2 separate regions of the Homo sapiens genome follow, and region 1 is linked to region 2. A link is an interaction called in ENCODE POLR2A ChIA-PET data of the cell type or tissue named here. Cell type or tissue: Caco-2. All regions are shown on one strand. Each heading gives the region's core, and the rest is flanking DNA. Links, peaks and the distances in the headings are about the cores only. Region 1 has its middle 60 kb from the start of LINC02452. Region 2 overlaps FGD6 (FYVE, RhoGEF and PH domain containing 6).

What was found. ChIA-PET counts read pairs that join two places held together with the same protein. Peaks named below come from ENCODE experiments on the same cell type or tissue, not always from the same donor. Only the 100,000 strongest peaks of a DNase experiment are listed, where the experiment ranks them.
Region 1: POLR2A ChIA-PET joins it to region 2 with 5 read pairs; 1 of 35 experiments calls an interaction of 5 or more read pairs at or near these places.

Annotation. Positions count from the first base shown.
Region 1 is chr12:96,109,802-96,115,181 of GRCh38, forward strand. No RefSeq gene overlaps it. Among named protein-coding and RNA genes, the nearest start is that of LINC02452, 60 kb to the right of the region's middle. In Caco-2, for the core only: no CTCF peak of the experiment used is centred there; a DNase peak (open chromatin) is centred at 3,060.
Region 2 is chr12:95,162,247-95,167,626 of GRCh38, forward strand. The region is part of intron 3 of FGD6 (FYVE, RhoGEF and PH domain containing 6); the gene reads right to left. Among named protein-coding and RNA genes, the nearest start is that of FGD6, 53 kb to the right of the region's middle. In Caco-2, for the core only: no CTCF peak of the experiment used is centred there; a DNase peak (open chromatin) is centred at 2,105; H3K4me3 peaks cover 414 bases.

The sequences.
Region 1 (5,380 bases), core at 111-5,110, 950 kb after region 2:
ATCAGCACCCTGTCAAAACAGACCACTCGGCTCTCTGTAAAATGGACCAATCAGCAGGATGTGGGTGGGGCCAGATAAGAGAATAAAAGCAGGCTGCCGGAGCCAGCAGTGGCAACTCGGTAGGGTCCCCTTCCACGCTGTGGAAGCTTCGTTCTTTTTCTCTTTGCAATAAATTTTGTTGCTGCTCACTGTTTGGGTCCACACTGTCTTTATGAGCTGTAACACTCATTGCGAAGGTCTGCAGGTTCACTCCTGAAGCCAGCGAGACCACGAACCCACCAGGAGGAACAAACAACTCCAGACCAGCCGCCTTAAGAGCTGTAACACTCACTGTGAAGGTCTGTAGCTTCACTCTTAAGCCAGCGAGACCACGAACCCACCAGAAGGAAAAAACTTTAAACACTTCCGAATATCAGAAGGAACAAACTCCGGACACGCCACCTTTAAGAACTGTAACACTCACCGCGAGGGTCCGCGGCTTCATCCTTGAAGTCAGTGAGACCAAGAATCCACCAATTCCGGACACAGCGTGATCTCGGCTCATTGCAAGCTCCGCCTCCCAGGTTCACGTCATTCTCCTGCCTCAGCCTCCCCAGCAGATGGGACTACAGGCGCATGCTGCCACGCCCGGCTAAATTTTTTTTTGTTTTTAGTAGAGATGGGGTTTCACCATGTTTGTCAGGATGGTCTGACCTCCTGACCTTGTGATCCGCCCGCCTCGGTCTCCCAAAGTGCCCGGATTACAGGCGTGAGCCACTGCGCCTGGCCTCTTTTTTTTTTTTCTTCGAGATGGAGTCTCACTCTGTCGCCCAGGCTGGCAGCGTGATGGCGCGATCTCGGCTCCCTGCAACCTCTGCCTCCTGGGTTCCAGTGATTCTCTTGCCTCAGCCTCCCGAGTAGCTGGGAATGCAGGTGCCCGCCATCATGCCTGGCTAATTTTTGTATTTTTAGTAGAGACAGGGTTTTACCATTTTGGCCAGGCTGGTCTCGAACTCCTGACCTCAGGTGATCTGCCCATCTCAGCCTCCCAAAGTGCTGGGATTACAGGCGTGGGCCACCACACCCAGCCACAGAGGCTACTTTCTGCCCACCTCTCCCAGGCTGGGCTCTCTAGCCTTGCACTTCTGCTCATGAAGACTAAGGGTTGCCAATGTCACAATGGCAGACACTGGCGGGTCCCAGTAGGTCTGCTTCTGCTTCATGGGGGTAGCCGTGGATAGCACAGTGGGCAGCCCTGGAAACAAAATCCCCTTTGACATCCAAAATGAAGCTTGCCTAGAGCAGTGTCCGGTCCATGGTAAGTTCTGTAGAGCTGTTAGCTGTTATCATCTACCCTGGCTTCAGCCCCTAGTTATGCTAAAGTGGGTGAGTGAATGAAGGAGGTGGGAATTGATGACAGTCTTTTGAAGGTTAAGCATTTGAACGAATTCTTAACCTTCAAGCAAGGCTGGATGGAGCACGTGTCTGTAAAGATTTAGGAATAGTGATGATCGAGGTGTCTTGCAGAGATGTAAGTGGAGCAGATGGAATAGGGTGAAGATTAAAGTAAGTAGTGGGAGCAGGTCTGTGGGAGTTAGATTGTTTAGAGCCTGGGATGCTAGGCTAAGGTTTTTTTTTTGTTTTTTTTTTAATTGCAGTGGCGTGATCTCAGCTCACTGCAACCTCCTCCTCTCGGGTTCAAACAATTCCCGTGCCTCAGCCTCCCCAGTAGCTGGGATTACAGGCGTGTACCACCTTGCCCAGCTAATTTTTGTATCTTTAATAGAGACGGGTTTCACCATGTTGACCAGGCTGGTCTCAAACTCCTGACTTCAAGTGAGCCGCCTGCCTTGGCCTACCAAAGTGCTGGGGTTACAGGCATGAGCTTACCACACCTGGCCCCGACAACTTGGATTTGAATGCAGACATCATTTTGCTATCATAGATTAAGACTTGGTATAGTTGAACTCTGACTTTGCATTTGGGTTCTGTGCCATTTCTTTCTCTCCTTCCCTCGATATCCCTCCCTCCCTTCCTTCCTTCCTTCTTCCTTCCTTCCTTCCTTTCCTCCCTCGTTCTATACCTCCCTCCCTCCTTTCCTTTTTTCTTCCCTCTCTCCCTTCCTCCCTTCCTTCCTTCTTTCCCTCTTTATATTTCCCTGTGCATTTTCCCAATTCTAACATTCTGTGCATTTTATCTTTCATGCTGTTGGCAACTAATTATCATTTCCTGAGAATCTTCACAGCAATTCGTGAGAAGGTTGAAAATGTGACAAGTTCTTCTCCTTTTTTTGTTTAAATGGGATTAGCCAGCTAACTGCACATTCTATGCAGAAGCAAAGTGTCTAATTTCTCACTTCTGAAGTTGTCATCTCCTGCCCTGGTCTACCAGACTTAATTTATACTGTAAGGGTTACCATGGGAGATTCCATATGAAGCTCTAACTTGGGTACCTGTGGGTCCCAGTGTTTCTAAGTCTAATAGTCAGACCAATGGTCCTCCATCAGAGTCAAATTTGCCCCTCGGGACATTTGGCAATGTCAGGAAACATTTCTGATTGTCAAACCTGAGGAGGGAGAAGTGCTACTGGTATCCAGTGGGTAGAGGCCAGAGATGCTGCTAAATATCTTACAATACAATGCACAGGACAGCCCCCCAACTAAGAATTATCCAGCCGAAAATGTCAGTAGTGCTGACACTGAGAAACCTTGGTCTAGACTGAGACCTCTGACCAAGAAAAGATGGTGAAGTGAACTGAGTATCTGCACAGATAGGATTGGAATGGGGTGGGATGATGGACCTGAGGAAGAGGTCTGCTGGAAGCAACTGGAAAGCATTTGGTATCAGAAGGAAAAACCAGAACCTTTATGAGCAAATGATTTGCCAATTTTTAATTAGCTCCCTTGTGCAGATATTGATATTTCAGTATATTGCCCCAGTGATACTTATCACCAGAAGTCATGGCTTCTCCAGTTTCTAATGAAACCTGATGTGTTCATTGGTTCTGAAAGCCTACAGCTGTGTTTGGCTTTGCAGCCCTAACTGATAATAGCGTTTGAAGTCCCTTGTCGTTCTGACTTTCAGGAAATACAAGTAATATTGTTGGAAGGCAGCAGGCACCAGACATCCATTTGTGTGGGGGAAAATGTATCACAAAAGCGTTTCCTGGTCCAGAAAGTAAACCATTGAACTTGATCCGACTGGTAAGTGAGTGATCAATTATTAACTAAGTTTGGAGAAGTGGGAATTCCCTCTAATCCCTGTGGTTTGCTGGATTAAATAATGTTGCACACAGATCTAATCGTTTTGGCTCTACAGTGAGCTCTGCCAGCCAGGCTCCATCCTCAACCCTGTCCTCTCCTCTGTCCAAACTCACTCCGTACTGTTCTCATCCAGTCCTAAGGCTTCAGATAGTCTTCATATACCAACGGCCCTTCAGGCTAATGGATAATCCCATTACATTTCCGTGATCCTATTACTCTCCCACTTTCCCAAAGGACGATCTCATGCTTTCCCTTTCCTCAAACCATCAATACATCCTTCCCCAATGTGCTGCACTAAGAACCTCACTTCCTATTTTCTGGAGAAAACAGGAGCAATCAGAAAAAACTTGCACCTGCTTCCAGCACATCTAGCAGTTCCTGTGTCCTTCTATGCTACTTTCCCTCCAGTGACCATGGTCCAGCGGTTCCTGTGCCTTTCCAAGGTCAGTTCCTTCACTTGGAGAGTAGATTCCAACTCTTCTACCTACCCAGGAATGTCACTTGCCTCTTTTCTCCTGAATTCATCCTTTCCCACCCTATCAACTTATTTACAATAAATTCCGTTAAAAAAAGTCTTCCTTGGGGCCAGGCGCAGTGGCTCACGCCTGTAATCCCAGCACTTTGGGAGGAAGGCTGGTGGATCACTCAAGATCAGGAGTTCGAAACCAGCCTGGCTAACATAGTGAAACCCCATCTCTACTAGAAATACAAAAAATTAGCCTGGTGTGGTGGCAGGTGCCTGTAATCCCAGCTACTTGGGAGGCTGAGGCAGGAGAATTGCTGGAACCTGGAAGGTGGAGGTTGTAGTGAGCTGAGTTCGCACCACTGCACTCCAGTCTGGGTGACAGAGCAAGACTCTGTCTCAAAACAAACAAACAAAAAACTTACTTGACCCCACATCTCCCTTCAGCTATTGTCCCACTTTCCTGCTCCTCTAATGGCAAAAAGACTTGCCTCCTTATCCTCTCCTGTTCTTCTCTCATGTATCCTTTTTATTTACACCTTCATTTCATCAAACCATCAACACCAGCTCTTGTCAAGGTCACTATGACCTTCACTTGGCCAAATGCAGTGGTTAATTTTCAGCTCTTATCAGACATTCAGCAGCACCAACTCCATTGCTCACTCCCCTCAACACTCCTTCCCAGGGAGGACAGGGAATTTCCGTAATAGCTAAATGTCTTCAACCCAGGGAAGATTTAGAATTAAATATAAAGGTGATGGAGTATGTCAAATCTGTAGGGTTAAGTCTTTTAAAAATATACATAAATTTTGAAAATAATCCATATGTTTGATATTTTAAGCACTTAAATGTTTAAATGAATTTGGCATATTGAACAACTTGATATACTGAGGGTTCTTTTTTTGTTTTTTTGTTTTTTGAGACGGAGTCTCACTCTGTCACCCAGGCTGGAATGCAGTGGCATGATCTTGGCTCACTGCAAGCTCCACCTCCTGGGTTCATGCCATTCTCCCGCCTCAGCCTCCCAAGTAGCTGGGACTACAGGCGCCTGCCACCATGCCTGGCTAATTTTTTGTGTGTGTGTTTTTAGTAGAGACGGGGTTTCACTGTGTTAGCCAGGATGGTCTCGATCTCCTGACCTTGTGATCCACCCGCCTCGGCCTCCCAAAGTGCTGGGATTACAGGCATGAGCCACTGTGCCCGGTCAAGAAATTTTTGTAAGAGAATTACAAAAGAATCTGTAGGCCAAGTGGGGTGGCTCATGCCTATAAACCCAACACTTTGGGAGGCCAAGCTGGGAGGATTGCCTGAGGCCAGGAGTTGGAGACCAGCCTGAGCAACATAGCAAGACCCTGTCTCTATAAAAAATATTAAACAGCAGAAATACACACACAAAAATAAAAATAAAAAGTAAGTTTTGGAATATATAAAATAATTTGAACCTTTTATGCTATATTTATAAGTATAATATTAGTTTTACGAAAATGACTAAGGAGTCAGGGTTTTTTCTTTTTAGTTAATTTGTAGTCAGCTTCTTAATGTAAAAGGTAAGCACGCAAACCTGGAATCTGGGGCACAGTCTGTTTTATTGGAGGATTTGCTTAAGGGTTGGTTCCACTCAGACTTAGTTAATTAAACAACTTCAAGGGTTTTTAACTGTGTTTATAAATTTAATA
Region 2 (5,380 bases), core at 74-5,073:
GTGCGGTGGCTCACACCTGTAATCCCAGCACTTTGGGAGGCTGAGACAGGTGGATCACTTGAGGCCAGGAGTTCAAGACCAACCTGGCCAACATGGTGTAACCCTGTCTCTACTGAAAATACAAAAACTAGCTGGGCGCCGACAGTGGTGCATACCTGTAGTCCCAGCTACTTGGGAGGCTGAAGCATGAGAGTCACTTAAACCTGAGAGGCGGAGGCTGCAGTAAGTCAAGATTGCGCCACTGTACTCTCCAGCCTGGGTGACAGAGTGAGATTCTGTCTAAAAATTGAATGAATAAATAAATAAATAGCCCCAGCCTTCAAGAAGTGAACAATGGAAACGAACTGAACATACAAATAACTACATATAAGCACAACTATGAAAAGTGCTGCCACCTTGAAGAAGAGAAAGACCATAATCAGGCAGAGGTGTGTCAATCAGGAAAGGCTTCACAAAGAATAAAGCATTTGATGACTCCAAATCACCGTTTAAACACAATCCATCAGCTACTCCTATACTAGCTACTGTAGATACCAACTCATTAATGCCAGAAACCTGGACTCTTCTTTTTTGTCCCCATAGTCACCTTTTATTATTACAACTGAGTCAAGTCCTATCAATGTGTCCCGAAGATTTAAAGCTTAAATGATCCTTTCCTCTCCTTTGATGTTGCCTCCTTACCTCTTGCCCTCACTATTACAGCAACCTAAAAGGTTTCCTTGGCTCTGTGTTTACCCCACTGCAACCCCTTCTGTACACTGCCACTAGAATATTTCTAAAATGCAAATATAACCAGGTTAGTTCTCAGGCTAAATGTTAGCAGCTCCCTATCACAGATGGATAACAAAGATTCAAGTTTCTTTCGCCAAGGGTATTAGGCATTTCTCAACATGTCCACTCACCTTCACCAGGCTTCTCCCTCCTCCTCCACACTGTGTACTCTCTAACCCACCACGCTGCAACTCCAGCCATGCTCTCCCCTTCTGTGTCTGTCCCTTTGCGCATATACCTTTCCTTTTGCCTTGACTTGCTTCCCCAGCACTTCTCCTTCTCCCTGAAGATTTCTGCCTTTCATATTCCAAACGTCCTTTAAGACAACACTCCAACTTTTTTTTTATGATGGCTCCCTTGACATTCTTTCCCTCCTACTATCAAAGGACAAGATAATTTTCTTATTCATGTAATATTTATAGGACTTAACCCAGTAGACTGTGTTTACTTGCTGAAATGTCTGAATTCCCTCTAGTCTCCGATCTAATTCACCCTGTATCCTTCTGCACATAGCACGCTGCTTGGTCCACTGTGCAATTAATATTTACGAATAAGCAAATGTGTATAAGGATGGCTGCCACCTTCTCAGAATCTGAGACAGAGCATATTGCTTTTGAAGATGTGTTGCATAACACAAAAATGCAAACTCGAATGAACTAAAAGCTTTAATCACATAAAAGAGTAGGAGGTTGGACTAAATGATTAAGGTCTTTTCCAATTCTAAGGTTCTAGGAGTCTATATATTCCATTGTCCATTTTACCTTCTAAACCAGGAAAGCTACAGAGCTAAATAAAGAGGTATAAAAATTATTAGAAATAAGTCAATGGATTATAATCATCTTCAAAGTGGACAGAAAGTCAAATATAAATTAAAAAAAAATTAAAAGCTCTATATTATCTCCAACTTGTAAGAACAATGACTGATTGTGACCCAAGTCAAACAGCGATGGAAAAACACACACCCCATGGCATCTCAACTTTTCAGCTAATGAAAATCCTCACTTAAATTACATTGCATTTCAAAGCAGTTCCCTGTTAAATAACAGCGTCTCCCAAAAGTACACTGTTGTGGAAGTTGAAACATGAGCCACAAATGAAATAACTTTGTCAAGGTCATAAAATAAGTCAAACAAATTCCAAAACAGAACCTTTGATCTGAAATCTAGTTTTATGTTCCAATCTCTTGACGCTAGCCCAGCTTTGTAAATTCTTTTTTTTTTTTTCCTTCCTTTTTTTTTTTTTGAGACGGAGTCTCGCTCTGTCACCCAGGCTGGAGTGCAGTGGCACGATCTCGGCTCACGGCAAGCTCCGCCTCCCTGGTTCACGCCATTCTCCTGCCTCAGCAGCTTTGTAAATTCTTAATTGTGTTCTTATCATATGTGTTCACTACAAGTGACATTCAGTGAAATTTATCCATTCCTTTTTTTTTTGAGACAGAGTCTTGCTCTATCACCCAGGCTGGACTGCAGTGGCGGGAATCTCAGCTCACTGCAACCTCCACCTCCCGGGTTCAAGCAATTCTCCTGCTTCAGTCTCCCGAGCAGCTGGGACTACAGGTACACACTGCTGTGCCTAGCTAATTTTTGTATTTTTAGTAGAGATGGAGTTTCACCATGTTGGCCAGGCTGGTCTCGAACTTCTGACCTCAAGTGATCCACCCACCTGGACCTCCCATAGTGCTGGGATTACAGGCAGGAGGCACCATGCCCAGCCTATCCATTACTTTTTAATAGAATTATTAAAAGGCCTCTTCTATCCTACTCTAGAGTTCTAATAAAAAACAAAAAATGTTAACATCCAGACTGCCTGAGAAACATCTCTTTATCATTAAGTTATTTCAAAAATGAGGTGACATCATGATTAATCTCTAAACAATGCTCTCTTAGGTTTTCGCCCTTTCTTTATGAAAGTATGTATCATATGAGCTACTTTACAAAGATTTTTTAAAAAAACAAGGAAATCAATATATAAGAAAGATGAAGACGATGAATATTCTAACCACAAACAAGTAGAATAAATACATCTTACTTTTTAAACAAGCATTTAAGCCCTGAAAGGAAAGACCAAAAACTATAAAAATAAAAATTTAGAAAAGGGAACAGGACAGATCAGCATGGCTAGGTATTTCACCTCAACATGTTTCATTGACATCATTCAGCTTCCATGGCTGTACCAAGTTGTTAGTAGAGACAGATTGGGTTAAAAACCCCAACTTGGGGTTCCAAGGCAAGTTACTTAACTTGTATAAGACTCCTTTTCTTCATGCAACATGAAGAAAAACAGTACCTATGTCAGATGTGTATCAATTTTCTTTTTTTCTTTTTTTTTTTTTTGAGACAGTGTTTCACTCTTGTAGCCCAGGCTGGAGAGCAATGGTGCGATCTCGGCTCACTGCAACCTCCGCCTCCTGGGTTCAAGGGATTCTACTACCTCAGCCTCCTGAGTAGCTGGGATTACAGGCATGCACCACCACGCCTGGCTAATTTTTTTTATTTTTAGTAGAGACAGGTTGGTTTCTCCATGGTGGTCAGGCTGGTCTCGAACTCCCGACCTCAGGTGATCCGCCAGCCTCAGCCTCCCAAAGTGCTAAGATTACAGGCATGAGCCACCGCGCCCGGCCAATTTTGTTTTTTCCTAAGTGAGATGAGGCCTCCCTGTTGCCCAGGCTGGAATGCTGTGGCATGACCTCCACTCACTGCAACCTCCATTTCCTAGGTTCAAGTGATCCTTCCACTTTAGCCTCCTGAGTAGCTGGGACTACAGGCATGAACCACCATACCTGGCTAATTTTTTGTGTCTGTTTTTTTTTTGTAGGCATGGGGTTTTGCCATGTTGTCCAGATTGGTCTCGAACTCCTGGGCTCAAGAGATCTGTCCACCTCAGCCTCCCAAAGTCCTGAGATTACAGGTGTGAGCCACCATGCCTGGCTTGTTTTTTCTTTTTCTGTTTTTTTTTTTTTTTTCAATAGGGTCTTGCTCTGTTGCTCAGGCTGGAGTGCAGACTGGAGTGCAGTGGCCTGAATATAGCTCACTGTAGCTTCAACTTCCCAGGGGCTTGCCCCACCACACCTGGCTAATCTTGTTTATTTTTTGTAGAGACAAGGTCTCACTATGTTGCCCAGCCTGGTCTCAAGCTATCCTCCTTCCTTGGCCTCCCAAAGTGCTAGGATTATAGGCATGAGCCACCATACCCAGCCTGATATCACCGACTTTTCCTGAGTTGCTAGAAAGCCAAATTTGTGGCCCATCCTCAGCTAATGAATAGGACTACATGATATACATTACTCTGTACAAATCTTCCATTAGCACTATTGTTTTTCCTTCAGCAAGGTTTATTTTATAACAGCTTTGTTGAGATATAATTCATATACTACAAAATAGGTTTTTACCCTTTTAAAGCATACAATTCAGGCCAGGTGCAGTGGCCCATGCCTATAATCCCAACACTTTGGGAGGCCAAGGCAGGAGGATTGCTTGAAGCCAGGAGTTGGATGCCAGCCTGGGCAACATGGCAAGACCATGTCTTTAAAAAAAAAAATTAGCCGGGCATGGTTGTGTATACCTGTAATCCTAGCTACTAAGGAGGAAGGGACGAGAGATCACTTGAGTCAAGGAGGTTGAAGCTGCAGTGAGCCATGATCTCACTACTGCACTCCAGCCTGGGTGACAGAGCGAGACCCCATCTCAAAAAAAATAAATAAATAAATAAAAAGAAACTCCATGCCCATTATCAGTCATTCCTCATTCCTATTTTATGGCTGAATAGTATTCCATTGTAGGAATATAAAGCATTTAGTTTATCCACTCATCATTTGATTAGTATTTGGGTTCTTTCTACTTTTTTTTTTTTTTTTTTTTGAGTCAGAGTCTCACTCTGTTGGCCAGGATGGAGTACAGTGGCATGACCTTGGCTTGCTGCAACCTCTACCTCCCGGGTTCAAGCAATTCTCCTGCCTCAGCCTCCCAAGTAGCTGGAATTACAGATGTGCACCACCACACCTGGCTAATTTATGTACTTTTAGTAGAGACGGGATTTCACCATGTTGGTCAAGCTGCTCCCGAACTCCTGACCTAGTGATCTGCCCACCTTGGCCTCGCAAAGTGCTGGGATTACAGGCATGAGCCACTGCACCTGGCCCTTTCTACTTTTTTGACTATTATGAATAATGCTGTTATGAACATTCCTCTACAAGTTTTTGTGTGGACATATGCTTTCATATCTCTTGGGTGGATACCTAAGAGTAGCATTGCTAGGTCATATGGTAACTCTACATTTAAACTTTTCAGAGCTGCCAGACTGTTTTCCAAAGTGGCTGCACCATTTTAGATCCTATAAGGACTCCCATTTCTCCACATCCTGACTAGCAGTTGTTACTGTACATCTTCTTGATTATGGCTACCCTAGTGGGTGTGCAGTGGTACCTCACTGAAGCATTGCTTTGTATTTCTTTAACGGCTTATGATGTTGAACACCTTTTTACATCTTTATTGGCCACTGTATATCTTCTTTAGTCTATTCAGATTCTTAAGCCTGGGTGATTGATCTTTTTACTGTTTGAGGTTTTTTTTTTTTTTTGAGATGGAGTCTAGCTCTGTCACCCAGGTTGGAC